2 separate regions of the Homo sapiens genome follow, and region 2 is linked to region 1. Evidence: read pairs that join two places in POLR2A ChIA-PET (ENCODE). Cell type or tissue: MCF 10A. All regions are shown on one strand. Links, peaks and the distances in the headings refer to the core of each region. The heading gives the core; the rest is flanking DNA.

Region 1 (2,920 bases), core at 159-2,658:
GACAAATACTGCTCTAGTCTGGTGAGCAAGGTTAACATCAGTGGTGGTAAGTCAGGCTAGTGTTTATGCTTGATATGATGTGATGAGAATGGCACTTTACTTCTGGGGTCTTACTCCCAGAAACCTATAATTTCAGGCTAATCATGAGAAAAGCATGAGACTAATTCCAGTTGGTGGTCATTCTATAAAATACCTGACCAGTACTCCTCAAAACTGTCAAGGTTATCAAAAACAAGGAAAATCTGAGGAACTCTCTCAACCAAAAGGAACCTAAGGAGATATGAGTAATAAATGTAATATGGTATCCTGGATGGGATCCTGGAACAGAAAAAGAACATTAGGTAAAGACCAAGGAAATCTGCAAAAAGTGTGGGCTTTAGTGGATAATATATTTTTATTGGTCTGTGAATTGTGACTAATGTATGATATTATTAATGGGTGGAGTATATTGTAACTCCTGGCAGTAACTTAAATTTCCTCTAAATCTAAAACTATACTGTTTAAATGTTTGTTTAAAAAAAAAAAAAAAGGCAGCCTGGATGCACTGGCTCATTCCTGTAATCCCCGCACTTTGGGAGGCCGAGGCTGGTGGATCACTTGAAGTCAGGGGTTCGAGACCAGCCTGGCGAACATGGTGAAACCCCGTCTCTACTAAAAATACAAAAATTTAGCCAGCTCTTTTGGTGAGCGCCTGTGGTCCCAGCTACTTGGGAGGCTGAGGTAGGAGGATCGCTTGAGCCTGGGTAGTCGAGGCTGCAGTGAGCCGAGATTGTGCTCCTGCACTTCAGCCTGGGTAATAGAGTGAGACCCTGTCTGAAAAAAAAACATAAAATAAAATAGGCCGGATGCGGTGGCTCATGCCTGTAATCCCAGCACTTTGGGAGGCCGAGGTGGGTGGATCACGAGATCAGGAGATCGAGACCATCCTGGCTAACACAGTGAAACTCCATCTCTAATAAAAATACAAAAAATTAGTTGAGCGTGTTGGCGGGCGCCTGTAGTCCCAGCTACTTGGGAGGCTGAGGCAGGAGAATGCCATGAAACCGGGAGGCGGAGCTTGGCAGTGAGCCAAGATCACGCCACTGCTCTCTAGCCTGGGCGACAGAGCAAGACTCTGTCTCAATAAATAAATAAATAAAATAAAATAAAAGCCTTGAGGATTCCAAAAACATTGTAGGAGAGGGCAGCATACCACACCCTAGGAGCCTGGGGGCCTCCGTGTTACAAAAGTGTTGATTGATGCTCTTGATAATGGAGCTGAGTCATCAAGAACAGGTTCAACTTTGTCCTGAGAACCACTAATTCAGGGATGTTCTCACTACATTTTCCTGGTTACAGCCAACTTTTTGGTATTTATAGCCCCAGGCTTTGTATGCTATATCATTCATTCAGTCTTTTTCCTGACATGGTTTAACCTAGGAGGCTCAATATGTAGAATTCATGTCTGAGTCAGCCTCTCCGTATCCCCTTTATCTCCTGGCAGAATCTCTGGTTCCTGGCTCAGGCACATCCATGTTTTTGATTTTTGATTTTTGGTTTTGGAATTATCTTTTGACTTAAGAAGTCACAAAAATAATACAGAGTTCTCCAGTACCCTTCACTCACCTTCCCTTATGTTAATGCCTTACATACCGTAGAACAATTCTAGAAACCAGGAAATTGGCATTTATACAATACTGTTAACCAATCTAGAAACCTTATGCAAGTTTTGCCAGTTTTCCTACTAATGTCCTTTTTCTAGTCCAGGATCCAATTCAGAATCCCACATAGTACTTAGTCTCCTCCAAGCCATGATGATAGTTCCTCATTCTTTTTTTGTTTTTTATTTTTTTTAGAGACGGAGTCTTGCTGTGTCATCACTCTGGAGTGCAGTGGGGCGATTTCGGCACACTGCAAGCTCCGCCTCCCGGGTTCACACCATTCTGCTGCCTCAGCTTCCTGAGTAGCTGGGACTGCAGGCGCCCACCACCATGCCCAGCTAATTTTTGTATTTTTAGTATAGACGGGGTTTCACCGTGTTAGCCAGGATGGTCTCGATCTCGTGACCTTGTGATCCGCCCGCCTCAGCCTCCCAAAGGGCTGGGATTACAGGCGTGAGCCACCGCGCCTGGCCTCAGTTTTTGTCTTTCATAACATCAACACTTTGGAAGCATACTGGCCAGTTACTTTGTACCTTGTCTATCCATTTGGGTTTTCTGGTATTTTCTCATGATTAGATTGGGGTTATGCATTTTTGGCAAGAGTACCACATAAGTTATGTGTTCTTCCAAGTTCGTCATATCAAGATGCACGTGATGCTGATATGTTTTATTACTGGTGGTGATAACTGTGATCTGTTAGTAAGGATGATGTCTGCCACTCCATTATAGAATTATTGTTTTCTCTTTTGTAATAAATATCTTGTGGAGAGATACTTTGAGACTATGCAGATATCCTGTTTCTCATACTTTTGCTCACTACTTTTAGTGTTTATCAGTGTCTTGTGCCTGCAACAGTTATTGCTGTAATGTTTGCCTAACAGTGATTTTTGTCTTTCCATCATTTCCTCTACATATATTATTTGGAATTCTGCTTTAAGAAAGAGCTGTCAAGGTGCATTCATTTTTAGTAATAATGATAACCACAATAATGTTGATTATAATTATAATGGTACCCAACATTGTTATTATGACTTGCTTTGTGCCTGGCACAGTGCTGAGTTCTTGGTTTCACTTTTATAACACCTTCTTAATTAGCTCATCTGTCTGCAAGAGTTGTATTTCCTGGAGCACCCTCTCCAGCCTTTCCTTTCCCTTTGTTCCTGTAACTTTCATTTGCCCCTCTGTCATCATCCCCCTGCCCTCTGTATTAACAACTCTGGGTTCTCTCACTCCATACTAGACTTTGGTCTCTTATCTCTGTATCTCCGGTTCCATGTATA
Region 2 (2,920 bases), core at 250-2,749, 56 kb after region 1:
GTTAACACATGAATTGCTTAGGACAATGCCTGGCATGTTGAATGTTTAATACATTTAAGTGGTTTTCGTTAATAATATTTCTATAATATTTGAGAGATGTATCCATCATTTAAGCCTGGAAAATAAAGCTATTCAAATGCAAGATTATACAAGAGATAAGGAAATGGACACTGCCCAAGTAAGAACTAATTTTGCCTTTCTCTCAAAAGACAGCAAAGACAAGTCACTGGTGATTTAATATCTCACAGACATCTTTTCATACATGTATTACTTTGTGTATTTTGCTTAGCAAATCAGGGGATTCAGACATTGTAATACCAAGAACCCTCTTGGGTTGCCTATGATTCTTTGTAAGTAAGTTCTCTGAACTTGGGTCAGACCCAGTGACCTACTGGCGAAAGACCTGAAGACAGATTTTCAAATAGCTGCAAGGAACTCTGACTTGGGGTAATTTATTGAGTCTTTGTCTTAGCCTTCTTGGTGTTGCTATAACAGAACACCAAAGACTGGGTAATTTATGAAGAAATTTACTTTTCACAGTTCTGGAGGCTGGGAAGTCCAATATCAAAGTGCCTGCAGCAAGGACCTTCGTGCTGCATCATCCCATGGCAGGAGACAGAAGCGCAAGAGAGCAGGAGAGCCAGGGCAAGAGAAAGAGGGCTAACCTCATCCTTTTATCAGGAGCCCACTACTGCAACAACAGCATTCAACTGTTCATGAGGGCAGAGCTCCCATGACCCAATCACATCTTAAAGTTTCCACCTCTCAACAACGTTGCATTGGGGATTAAGTTTCCAATACATAAACTTTGGGGTACACATTCAAACCACAGCAGTCCTCAATAAGGAATGTTGACTGTTTTCGTTGGGCAGGGAATAAGGAATTTGCTTCTGGGCTGACCAATATTTTGTATCTCTTTTTTGTTAACTTGAAACTTAGACTGGTCATTGGGACTAAAAGTGTTCTACCTTTTTAGTCTATTAAAAAAGATGAAAATTCATCTCTGTGACCACAGATATTAATAGTTGGTCATTTGCGTTCTTCAGAGGATTCATTTGAAATATACTTATGTTCGTAGTTTTAAAATATATGATCCATAAAAGCCCAAGTTTACAGAACAGATGACTAAGGGTATGATTTTCAAAACGAAAATAATCTTTTCTTCTATTCATCAGGGTCAGCTCCTCTAGAACTTAGAAAAAAAATGGTTATATACAATGTTTAGGAAATGAAACCATTGGTCACAGCAAAGCATACTTGCAGCACTTTTAGAATGAGCACTTTAGACAGAATGCTCATTTTAAAAGTACTGTACAGCCAGGTGTAGTGACTCACGCCTGTAATCCTAATGCTTTGGGAGGCCGAGGCAGATGAGTCATTTGAGCCCAGGAGTTTGAGACCAATCTGGGCAACATGGTGAAACCCCATCTCTACAAAAAATAATTTAAGAAACACTAGCTGAGCGCAGTGGTGTGCGCCTGTTGTCCCAGCTACTCAGGAGGCTGAGGTTGGAGGGTTACTTGAGCCCAGGAGGTTGAGGCTGCAATGAGCCAAGATTGCACCACTGCATTCTAGCCTGGGTAACAAAGAGAGACACTATAAGTAAGTCTATGGCATTTTCTGATGGCAGCCTGGGCCTACTAATACAGAAGACATACTGAAGTTTATCTGAAGTTGCAAAGGCAAGCTGGAATGCTGTGATACTGGAGCACAGTAAATGAGGACAGAATTGAAGGACTTGGGGTCAGAGATATAGAGTGGTAAGTAAATTTAAAAACAAACAAAAAACCAAAAAGAAACAATCCATCCAGGCTTGCATTGAGCATCTTTAACCATTCCTCCCTCTCTTTGTCTACTAAGGAAGGATGAAAGAAAGTGCTTAATCACCAGCTCTTTGTCGTTGGAACTGAGAAGCTGCAGAATATAGTGGCTGCTGGAACTGCCTCCTCAAAGGCATGTTACCTAACATGAGCCTTAGCTTCTGCTTCCTCATCTGTGAAATGGGGTTAATGATGATACTTTCCTTGTAGCACAGCTGTGTAGATTAAATGAGTAAACACATATAAAGTTACAAGATAACACAACTCATATAACCTTCCCATTGCAATGTTAACACTTCCAGTTACAATCCACAGTTAGATATAAACAATGATGAGATATAAAGGATTATCTGGGAAACTGTGAGATCTCAACTTTACTTGAAGATTCAGTTCAATCTGTTGCATTTTTAAACCTAGTAACAGACCATGAGGTATGCAGGACTTAAATAGAGCAGACTTTTGCTGTTTTATTATATTAAATATCAACCCTCCACTCCACTAACTCTTTGTTTTAAAAAAAGCCCTTTAGAATTCAGTTGTATCAAAAAAAAAAAAGGTGGGGCGGGGGGGCTGGAAATGGGGAAACTGGGAAAGCAGAATAAGGGGAATGGTCAAGCCAGTCATTTCTTCAAGACATATTAATCGAGCTCTTACTTCGTATAAGCCAGGCAACATGCTAGATTCTGGGGTAAATCAGATGTATTTGATCCCTACCAAGAAATGATTCAATCCATGCTTTGTTTTCTGTTCTTGCCCCTACCCCTTACTCCCTTCCCCCATCTGTTGTCAGGTGCCATTCTGCAGAGGTGCAATTAAGAGTGAGAGTTAGCCTGGCTAACATGGTGAAACCTCGTCTCTACTAAAAATATAAAAATTAGCCAGGCGTGATGGCGTGCACCTGTAATCCCAGCTACTTGGGAGTCCAAGGCAGGAGAATTGTATGAGCCCAGGAGAGGAGGTTGCGGTGAGCTGAGATTGCACCACTGCTCTCTAGCTCGGGTGACAGAATGAGACCCTGTCTCAAAAAAAAAAAAAAAAAAAAAAGTGGGAGTGCATTGCAAAGAATACAACAAGTATCTAGGTTCTCAACTAATTCCAAG

Evidence for each region. ChIA-PET counts read pairs that join two places held together with the same protein. Peaks named below come from ENCODE experiments on the same cell type or tissue, not always from the same donor. Only the 100,000 strongest peaks of a DNase experiment are listed, where the experiment ranks them.
Region 2: POLR2A ChIA-PET joins it to region 1 with 5 read pairs; 8 of 35 experiments call an interaction of 5 or more read pairs at or near these places.

Annotation. Positions count from the first base shown.
Region 1 is chr1:89,889,067-89,891,986 of GRCh38, forward strand. The region is part of intron 2 of LRRC8D (leucine rich repeat containing 8 VRAC subunit D); the gene reads left to right. Among named protein-coding and RNA genes, the nearest start is that of LRRC8D-DT, 69 kb to the left of the region's middle. In MCF 10A, for the core only: no CTCF peak of the experiment used is centred there; a DNase peak (open chromatin) is centred at 1,285.
Region 2 is chr1:89,944,714-89,947,633 of GRCh38, forward strand. No RefSeq gene overlaps it. Among named protein-coding and RNA genes, the nearest start is that of ZNF326, 49 kb to the right of the region's middle. In MCF 10A, for the core only: no CTCF peak of the experiment used is centred there; a DNase peak (open chromatin) is centred at 1,368.